Regions from separate parts of the Homo sapiens genome. Here region 2 is linked to region 1. Evidence: read pairs that join two places in POLR2A ChIA-PET (ENCODE). Cell type or tissue: Panc1. All regions are shown on one strand. Links, peaks and the distances in the headings refer to the core of each region. The heading gives the core; the rest is flanking DNA. Region 1 has its middle 14 kb from the start of PREX1. Region 2 overlaps NCOA3 (nuclear receptor coactivator 3).

The links. Peaks named below come from ENCODE experiments on the same cell type or tissue, not always from the same donor. Only the 100,000 strongest peaks of a DNase experiment are listed, where the experiment ranks them.
Region 2: POLR2A ChIA-PET joins it to region 1 with 7 read pairs; 1 of 35 experiments calls an interaction of 5 or more read pairs at or near these places.

The regions. Positions count from the first base shown.
Region 1 is chr20:48,839,620-48,845,002 of GRCh38, forward strand. It overlaps a transcript of PREX1 not described here. Among named protein-coding and RNA genes, the nearest start is that of PREX1, 14 kb to the left of the region's middle. RefSeq lists an enhancer at 140-199. In Panc1, for the core only: no CTCF peak of the experiment used is centred there; a DNase peak (open chromatin) is centred at 2,372; H3K27ac peaks cover 3,069 bases.
Region 2 is chr20:47,577,984-47,583,366 of GRCh38, forward strand. It overlaps NCOA3 (nuclear receptor coactivator 3), which reads left to right. Exons shown (of 23, transcript NM_181659.3): 2 at 5,200-5,278. Among named protein-coding and RNA genes, the nearest start is that of NCOA3, 79 kb to the left of the region's middle. In Panc1, for the core only: no CTCF peak of the experiment used is centred there; no DNase peak of the experiment used is centred there; H3K27ac peaks cover 936 bases.

The DNA of each region.
Region 1 (5,383 bases), core at 315-5,314:
TCCATGCTTGTGCTACCTGGTCGAGGCTGCGGACTACATTTCCCAGGCCTCTTGCAGGTGGGTGGAGCCCCATAACTGAGTTTTAACTCGTGGATGCTGTTAGGTGAGATGTGCATCATCACCTCTAGTGCTGGCCCATGAAATTTCTCCCACACATGCTCCTCCTTGCTCCTTTCCCTTATAGCTGATAGGGATGACGTCCCCCACAGTGACCTTGGAAGCCGCGGTTGAAGGTGGCAGAGTAACTCTCAGTCTGGGTCTGAATGTCTCCCTGGAGGAGAGCCAGACTACTGATCGCTAACAGTCACCTTGGATTATTATGAGCCATAAAACTTCCATTACATTTGACCCTTTATATGCTTTAAGGCCTGTTTATTACAATTGCAATTATTTTTGTTTGTTTGTTTGTGTTTGAGACAGAGTCTTGCTCTGTTGCCCAGGCTGGAGTGCAGTGGCACAATCATGGCTCACTGCAGCCTTGACCTCCCGGACTCAAGCCATCTTCCCACCTCAGCCTCCCAAGTAACTGTGACTACAGGCGCTTGCCACCACATCAGGCTAATTTTTGTATTTTTTGTAAGGACAGGATTTCACTATGTTCCCTATGCTGGTCTCAATTTCCTGGGCTCAGGTGATCCTCCTGCCTTGGCCTCCCAAAGTGCTAGGGTTACAGGTGTGAGCCACCGTGCCTGACCACGACGGCAAGTATTAACCTTAACCAAAAAAAAAAAAAAAGAAAAAAAAAAGCATATTCTATTTATCCATTTCCTAGTGCTAGACACTGTTGCTCCAAACTCCTTGAAGCAATGCCATGATGAACCTCCTCATACACATTTCCATATGCATCTGTGAGCAAGCGTTTTCAGGTTATCTAACAGAAATGGAATGCCTGCGCCATGGGGTTTGTACATATTTTGTTTACCTGACCAAAGCAATGGCAGAGACATTCAGGTGTGTGGGGCAGTGACAGCAGAGATGTTCATATTCAGCTAGCCAAAGTCAGCATGGCTGCTTGGGGTGGGCAGGCTCAATGGGGCTACCAAGGGGTCATTGCTAGATCAACCCCACAGAGTGCTTTGGGCATTGTTTTTGGCACAGCCTTTAAGGCTGGCCTTCTAAGCATCCTTGAGATTCTGTGAGCTCCCATAGCTGTTAATAAAATTAGAGCGAGTTCTGTTGCTTACAATTGCAAATCCCCTTATTTATGTATTTATTTATTTAGAGACAGGGTCTTACACTGTAGCCCAGGCTGGAGTGCAGTGGCATGATCATGGCTCACTGAGACCTCAAAACTCCTGGGCTCAAATGATCCTCACACCTCAGCCTCCCAAGTAGCTAGTAGCTGATTAAAAAAAAAAATGTGCAGATGGGGGTCTCACTATGTTGCCCAGACTGGTCTCGAACTCCTAGGCTCAAGCCTTAGCCTCCTGAGTAGCTAGGACTACAGGCACGTGCCACCATGCCCAGCTAATTTCATGTTTTGCAGATACGGGGTTTCACTATGTTGCCCAGGCTGGTCCCAAACTCTTGGCCTCAAGGGATCCTCCACGCCTCAGCCTCCCCAAGGGCTTGGATTACCGATGGGAGCCACTTCACCAGGTCTGCAAATCCCTTTTCATATGCTAGATTCAGGGGAAGGCAAACTTCTTCTGCAGAGAGCCAGAAAGTAAGTATTTTTGGCTTTGCAAGTCATACAGTATCTTCTCAGCTTCTCGATTCTGCTGTTGTAGCAATAAAGCAGCCAAAGACAATAATAATGAATGGGTGTGGCTGTGTTCCAATAAAACTTTATTTATAAAAACAATGGCCCACAAGACATAACTTGTTAATCCCTGAGCTAGATAAAAAAGAGACATCTCCTTTCTCTAAATCTCTATGTAGACATTTATGCCATGTTTCTTAGTCTTAGCTACTTGGTAAACGCTTGTTCTCATCCACACAGAGGGGTCCTCACACATGGCCTAACACATTACCTTGCCTGAAATAGACTGGATGAATAAATGAATGAGTGAATGAATGAATGGCCTTAATTTAGAGGTGGTCTCAATGAACAACCCAGGCAGAGACCAATCAGAACCGCAGCCGGCTGTAGACAACCTGTGCCACAGAACCAGCGGAGTACAGAGTATCATTCTTTGTCCTTCAGCTGTTGCATGAAGACTACCTTCTTCACAACTAACCCCCCGCCCACCCTACCTGGCTTTATCCCACATCCCTGGTAGGCATCCATTTAGGGGCTCAGTTTCTGAATTTCAGAAGTTAATGAGGAACAAGGGCAACTGTGGGGGGTTCAGTTCTTAACAGCAAACTGTTCCAGTGACTAATCCATCTTTCATTCCCAGTATTTTTATTTGTCCCAGCAGAAATGTGTATGAGTCACAGCTCCTGGATAATTTTTTTTTAATGCATCATTGCGTGTATATCTCTGGCCTGCAGACCTGCAAGGTCTGGGTGCTGTTGACAGGGGGCTAATGATTTCAGCAGCAACAACAAAAGCTGTCAAGTCATGCTAACCAGGACTTCTTTCCCCCATGCCTATCAGCATGAAAGAAATAAAAAAAGAAAAAAAAATGGACTTAGTGTCTGATTAAGAATGTGGCACATAGAGTGATTTAGGCGGCCACAGACTTATACTTTCTCCTACCAATAACTTTCCCTTTTTTTAAGACCCTGCCACAAACACCTCTTCTTTCGGAAAGCCTTGATTAATCTAATCTCAAAGACCAGCTCTCAGAGCAGCTCTAAAACCACTATGATTTGCAAATCAAATCTCACCCTCTTCTGATCTCATTTCTGTCTTGCAGTGTATTCCTGCAGCCTTTGTGTAGAAAATTCCTATTCTACCCCTTTCAAATAATTTGTAGCTTGCTTTCTGGAGTGTGAAGTCTCTTCCACGTGGGTATATTCTCTCTCTCCAGCGTGGTGCAGTGAACCGTGATTGTGCCACTGAACTCCAGGCTGGGCAACACAGCAAGACACTGTCTCAAAATAAAAATCTAGTAGCCGTGTCTCCATCCTTATCATATTCAATTATTCAGTAGCACTCAGCACAGTGATTTCTCTCTCCTTCTTAAAATATGCTTTTTGCACCAAATCAGACAGAGTTGATTTGGGAATTATGAAGAGATGAAGCCAAACATCCACTTGGCCCCTCACTGGCTATGTGACTTCACTTCTTGGGGGCCCCAGTTTTTGCATCTATAAATGGGGATGATAATGATGATAATCATAATAACAGAATAAAGGTAGATAATGTTTCCTGAGCCACTAATCATAATATATGCTCAATATAAACAAGGGTTTTTCATCTATTTTGCTCATTGCTGTATGGTCGGGGCTAGCACAGAGCCTGGCACCATTTAGATAATCAACAAACATTTTTTGAATAAATGAATTAATGGATTGTTTCCCATACTTGCCTAATCTTAAGATGCCTCACCATCCTCCCAGGAAGAGACTCCAAGGTCAACCTTGACTCTCGTATTATCTGTGTCTAGAATTCTAATTCCTCAAATTGCTTAGTTTCCGTATTACTCAATGATCCTAAAGATGCAAGTGACAGAAATCCAACTCAAACCAGTTCAGGGAAAATACGGAATATATTGGGTCATCTAAGCCTGTCTAACTTCGGGCATGGCTGGATCCAGGTGCTCAAAGATTGCTTCTTTCCCAAGAGTGTAACTCAGAAGGCTGTCTCTGATTGGTCAGGATTGGGTCATGTGTTCAATCACTATGACTCTGAATGGCCAGGCCTGAGTCATGTATTTTCTACTAGAAAGGAAGGGAGGAATGGTCCCCACAAGGTTAACTGGAGCCCCAGTACTACAAGAAGAGAAATAAATGCTGGCTAGGCAATAACAAAGAATTGAGGGAGGCTCCTCCAGACTCACCAGTCTACATTCCCTCCTGAACACTCTGCCAGGTTAATGCTATAAAGGGCAAACATGATCAAGTTACTTATCCCTGTGCTCAAGCACCTTCACTGGCTCCCTACTGCTGACTAAAGTAATTATAGTTTGCTCAGCGTGGCATGGAAAGTCCTTTGCAATATACCTGTCTTCTCCAGGCTGAGGGATCAGTGAGAAAGCTGTTCTAAGAATCCGGACAAGCAATGGTGAGGCATGGAGTTTGGACAGCAAGAGTGGGGATGCAGATGTGGATTTCAGAAAAATCCATAATTTCACTGAAACTGCCTTCATCAAGGTCAAAAATTTGGACTGCCAAGTCCAAATCTAGTAGCTGTGACCTGGCATGGTGGCTCATACCTGTAATCCCAGCACTTTGGGAGGCCAAGGCAGGAAGATTGCTTGAGGCCAGGAGTTCAAGACCAGCCTGGGCAACATATTATCTAAAAAATTAATTTAAAAAAAGTTAGCCAGGCATGGTGGCATGCAACACTAGTCCCAGCTACTTGAGAGGCTGAGGTAGAAACCTCACTTGAGTCTGGGAGGTCGAGGCTGCAGTGAACTGTGATTGCACCACTGCACTCCAGCCTGGGCAACACAGCAAGACCCTGTCTCAAAAAAAAATCTAGTAGCTGTGTCTCCATCCTTATCATATTCAATTATTCAGTAGCACTCAGCACAGTGATATTTCTCTCCTTCTTAAAACATGCTTTTTGCAGGAAATATTTGGGATACCCTGTACCCCCCATTCCCTTGCACGGCCATGTTCTACTGGCCTTCTCTGGCAGCAGATATGTGCTCAGACTCTATCTTCTACACCCATTGAAGACACCATTGGTTGCAAACCAGCAACATTTTCCCCTTCTCCCTATTGAAACCCCAAGTTTGGCCACCATATGCTTCTGGAGAGAATGAACCCTCCTCACCCCCAGCAGGCAGATCTTAATGAAATTCAGCCAATCATGAAGAGGCATGTGACTCATTTCTAACCAATAAGACTTGATGGAAATCTGCTGGAGGCTTCAGGGAAGGTCTTCTTCCCTCTCAAAACAAGATACAGGAAAGGAAAGTGACTTGTTCTGCTCTTGTGGCTTGTGGATGTTGTTGTGACAGCACGATGTCTAGGGGCTATGGCAGCCAACTTGGACCCACGAACGGAGACCGTGCCATCATGGTAGATGGAAAGATGCAAGGAACCTGGATCCTCAATGCTGCTCTTGAGCCGAATTACCCAACCCTGGGACTGTCCTATCTCAGGACACATTGCATAAAACACATTGGGTTCAGTCTTCATTTACTTATAGCAAAAGTCATCTTGATGGATATACTGCTTGTATGGTAAAACTTCCAGAAACATGACTCCAGCTATAACCTTCTTTCTCACATCACTCCAGACCTACGTGGGATGTTTAATGGACATCTTCCCAAGCAGTCCTACAAGCACTTTAAAAATGTGTCCCAACTTGAATCAATTATCT
Region 2 (5,383 bases), core at 294-5,293, 1.3 Mb before region 1:
TCCTTGTCCCCCACTCCCTTATCAAGAAGATTATAGCATTTAAAAAAGATTGTTATAAATGTCTTACCAATGTTCTCCTGGGAAGCAAATACATTTTTACTTAATTGAACATACAATAATGGACTAAGTAATGGGAAAAAAAAATTCTTAAACTGAGTTAAGTTTATATAGCTCAAAAAAAGTGGTACCATTTTATATAACTTTATTATTATTATTTTTTAAGACAGAGTCTTGCTCTGTTGCCCAGGCTGGAGTGCAGTGGCGCGATCTCAGCTCACTGCAACCTCTGCCTACGGGGTTCAAGCGATTCTCCTGCCTCGGCCTCCCGAGTAGCTGGAACTACAGGCGCCCACCACCACACCCAGCTACTTTTTGTATTTTTAGTAGAGATGGGGTTTAGCCATGTTGGCCAGGCTGGTCTCGAACTCCTGACCTCAGGTGATCTGCCCACCTCGGCCTCCCAAAATGCTAGGATTACAGGCATGAGCCACTGCACCCAGCCCCATTTTATATAACTTGAAATGTTCATATGATTTTCAACTTGCATTTGGTCTTCTCCTTTCATTATAGCTACAGATTAGCTGTAGTTGATTGTTGCAAGTGAAACCTGTGGTTAGAGTTTTGATCAAAGATACTTATCACTTGATAAATAATCCCAACTGCAAAAGTGTTGGATTTTGACGTTAAATTTAACACTAATATTTTGCAGCCTTTAACCTGAAATTCATTTGGTGACCCAGTCTACTCTGTAGTACTTTGAAGATTATTGAGCAACAGCTAGCTTTTCCCAGTGACAGTGGCTCCCCTTTTCTGTGATTTTAGGGAAGTGAGGAAGGAGATCCTGGGAGCAGTGCCAGTGGGAGCTTGGAAAGAACAATGGGTTTAATATGATTAATTGTAGAATCCTTGCCCCTTTTCATGTTCAACAGTAAAAGAAAAACATGTTTATAATATTCAGTGGCTGCTTTTTGCCCTGTTGGTGTTTCCAAGCATTATATATTATATAGTTTGGATTTTCCTGTGTATCAACTCCTCTCCCCAATTTTATTCTTTGTTCTGGCTTTGAGGCATATCTTCTCAGACTAGCTATTAACAAGGCTTAATTTGATGTTTGATTTCCCCTCACGTCCTTTTAGGTCTCTGGTGATGAAGGCTTAAAATAAAAACCTAAAACTAAAACAGGGGCCATGTTGTCCAAGATGGACTCAGATTCCTGAGCTCAAGCAATCTTCCTGCCTCAGCCTCCTGAGTAGCTGGCGTTACAGGTGTGCGCTGCCATGCCTGGCCTGGTGATGCAGGTTTTGGTAATGTAGATGTCATCAGTAAACCATTAATTCTACTAGAAAATTTAATGTCCCTGTTACCTTCTCAGATGTCTAATGTTTCTGGAACTTCTCACATTTAGTTTTATGTCAGTATGATTTGGTTTTTGTATGTGTGATTGATGAAAATCTGAATTGTGAAAAGGGATAATCTTGTTTTTGATAAAGAAAAAAAATACTGTCCTAAGAAATCTGCTAGGATTGTTGCCTTTGCAGAATCTTTTTTCCAGACAAGTTTAACTCACCAGCAAATTTACTAACAGTTCTATACTTACAGGATCCTGGTATATAGTAGTACTCCTTTCCAGGTTCCTGGTAGGCAAGCCAATCATTGTTCTGTGACTATTTGCGAATCTCTCTGGTTTAATTATACACTTCCTTGGAGGGGAGAATTTTGTACCTGGCTTGTCTTTGTGTTACTGAACTGAACTGGGTCTATTTTTCTGTGTATGCAATGGAAAGCTGAACACTAAGCACCAAGTTTTTGTAGGAAGAAAAGTTTATTGCAAGGCTGCTGTGTAAGGAGACAGGAGTTGGGCTCAAATCTGCCTCTCTGAACTAGAGTTTGGGTGCAGGTTTTATATTTGGAGAGTAATGAGGTGTGATCTGAGTGGATCCTGCCATGGGATGATGTCAAGGCTTGATTTGGTTGCATCTTCTGTCCTGCCATGTGGTGTCTGCTCTTATTCATTCGCTGTTCCTCAGTTTGATCATTTAGATTCCACCCATGGTTGCATTCTTTGTTCATCTGGGCATGCTGACTTTACATGATCTTCCACCTGGGGGTCCAGCAGTTAACATTTGGGTCCAAGGGTGCAGATTGGCAGGGTCAGCATTCCTTTGAGAAGTACGAAGACCAGCACTATAACACTGGAGTATTAATCTAGGCCCTCTCACCACCTTCTACACGAGGCAGCAGTAATTGTTTCCTAGGTCCATTATGCTACTAGATACTTTCTGACTCAAATTCCTTTCCTGGCCGGGCACGGTGGCTCATGCCTGTAATCCCAGCACTTTGGGAGGCCGAGGTGGGCAGATTTCTTGAGGTCAAGAGTTCGATACCAGCCTGGCCAATGTAGTGAAACCCTGTCTCTACAAAAATTAGCTGGGCATGGTGGCATGCACCTGTAATCCCAGCTACTCGGGAGGCTGAGGCAGGAGAATCGCTTTAACCCGGGAGGCAGAGGTTGCAATGAGCCGAGATCATGCCCCACTGCACTCTAGCCTGTGCAACAGAGTGAAACTCCATCCCCCACCCCCATCCCCCCAAAAAATCCTTTCCTTATCCCACCTCTTTTGTTCCTTAGGTGCTAACCCCACCCCATGACCCTCCTTCGTCTTTCCTAATAAAGGAAAAAACATAAGAGAACCATTTTAGAAGTCAAACCTGATTTAAAACAGGGCCAGAAGATCTTAGAGGTTCTTTACAGAAGTTCTGCCTACCTTTTCTCCGTTCATCTTACACGAATTAAATTGGATAGCATAAAAATTCAAGTTAAAAAACATAACATTCGGTCCGGTATGGTGGCTCACACCTGTAATCCCAACACTTTGGGAGGCCGAGGCAGACAGATCACTTGAGCTCAGGAGTTCAAGGCCAGCCTGGGCAACATGGTGAAACCCTGTCTCTACAAAAAATATAAAAATTAGCTGGGTATGATGGTGTGTGCCTGTAGTCCCAGCTCCTTGGGTAGTTGATGTGGGAGTATTGTTTGAGCCTCGGAGGTCGAGGCTGAGGTGAGCCATGACCATACCACCACACTCCAGCCAGTCTGGGCACAGAGTGAGATCCTGTCTCAAAAAGAAAAAGAAAAAAGCTACAACTTTGGTGCACAAAATTATTAAAAATATTATATAAAATTACCTTCAGGCTGTGTGTATAAGTAACATAAATGAATTTTATGTTTGGACTTGGGTTTCTTCCCCTAGATATCTCAGTATGCATATGCAAATATTTAAGAAATCTGAAAAAAATTCGAGACACTTATGCTTCTAAGCATTTTGCATAAGGGATAGTCACCCGGCACTACCTAGAGTTTTCTTTTTCCTTTGTTGTGAGCCACATGTAATGTGCCTCCCATTCCCTGCTCACTGATTTTCTCCCCTCTAATTTTAGTTTCAGAAACACAACAGACCTTTCCATAATGCAGCTAGATTGTGGTTGGCTCTCCCTATATACTGTCTGCAGACTACACTACGTGGAATGTCCATGGCTATAATATGTTTGTTACTTGTAACTTGTGAATATATCATTTTTCCTTTCCCCCATACCAACAGATCTACCAATTCCAGCATGAAAGCTATTAACTTTAGGGCGTAATTATGGTTGTTATCTTGGTTCGATACCATTGGAATTAGTGGCAATCATATTGTTGCTTTATTGTTAAATTTGGAAATTCATAAGGTAAAGTGAATGTTCTTACTGGTTCACTTATTTATTGCAGCAGAACCTGCACGCCATTTCTTCAAGTGCAAAAGCCTGCTGTTTATATGTTCATGTGTTTTATTGTAGATTATTTTGAAGAACGGTCTCTCATTTCCTTGCTAATATTTTGTTTTGGTGGTCAAAATGCATCCTTTTATAGAAGGCAAGAAAACATCTGAGCCTTTCCTCTGGCCTTTGCTTGTTGGCTTTATCCATCCCTCCCTCATCTGATAATTTTTGGACTAGGGCATTTAAGCATTTGATTCTGCCAGGGTATTAATGTTGTCTTTATTCTCTGTTGAGCACTGATTTTGGACAAATGAATACCCCCACAAGTTCAGAGTACCCATCTGTTTTGATCACTTTTCAAGATTCAGAACTGGTCTCCACCACCTCCACTTTGCATTATCCATTTTTACAAACTGTGACAGAGTACATATTATATATGCTATGCCTGACTTTTATTTTAATTAATTAATTAATTAATTTACTTATTTTTGAGATGGAGTTTTGCTTTTGTTGCCCAGGCTAGAGCGCAATGGCATGGTCTTGGGTCACTGTAACCTCTGCTTCCCTAATTCAGGTGATTCTCCTGCCTCAGCCTCCTGAGTAGCTGGACTACAGGCGCATGCCATCACACCAAACTAATTTTTTGTATTTTTAGTAGATATGGGGTTTCACCATGTTGACCAGGCTGGTCTCAAACTCCTGACCTCATGTGATCCACCCACCTCGGCCTCCCAAAGTGCTGGGATTCGAGGCATGAGCCACTGCGCCTGGCCCTGACTTTTGTTTTTTAATTTTTATTTTTTTGTGTGTGGAGATGGTGTCTTGCTATGTTGCTCAGGCTGATCTTGAACTCCTGGCCTCAAGCGGTCCTCCTACCTCAGCCTTTCAAAGTTCTGGGATTATAGGCATGAGCCACTGCGCCTGGCCCTATGCTTGACTTTTCAAACAGAAGTAGTGATTATATGGTACAATAAGACATCTACTCAAATTCCTAGGAAGAGGTGGTGTACTTGATAGCTTTTGTTTGTTTCATATATCCAGGGAAGGGAAAAATGGGAAGACTTAATTTTTTTGAGAGAGAATCTCGCTCTGTCACCCTGGCTGGAGTGCAGTGGCATAGTCTCGGGTCACTGCAACCTCTGCCTCCCAGGTTCAAGTGATTCTCCTGCTTCAACCTCCTGAGTAGTTGGGATTACAGGCGGATGCCATGTCGCCCGGCTAATTTCTGTATTTTTAGTAGAGTTGGGGTTTTGCCATGTTGGCCAGGCCAGCCTTGAACTCCTGACCTCAAGTGATTTGCCCGCCTTGCCTCCCAAAGTGCTGGGATTACAGGCGTGAGCCACCACGCCCGGCTGGAAGACTTAATTTGTGGGTGACTAATCATAATGCTTAAATGAAGAAAAGACAATAAAATTCAATCCCTCCTCTTCTTTTTGTCCTCAGGATCAAAATACTTGCTGGATGGTGGACTCAGAGACCAATAAAAATAAACTGCTTGAACATCCTTTGACTGGTTAGCCAGGTAATTCAGCTTTAGTTTGATTTGATCCTTTGTAATTTTTTGTCTTCAACCTTCTGAAGATATTACCCTCCTCTTTAATTTATGATTTAATTAAAACTATTTATG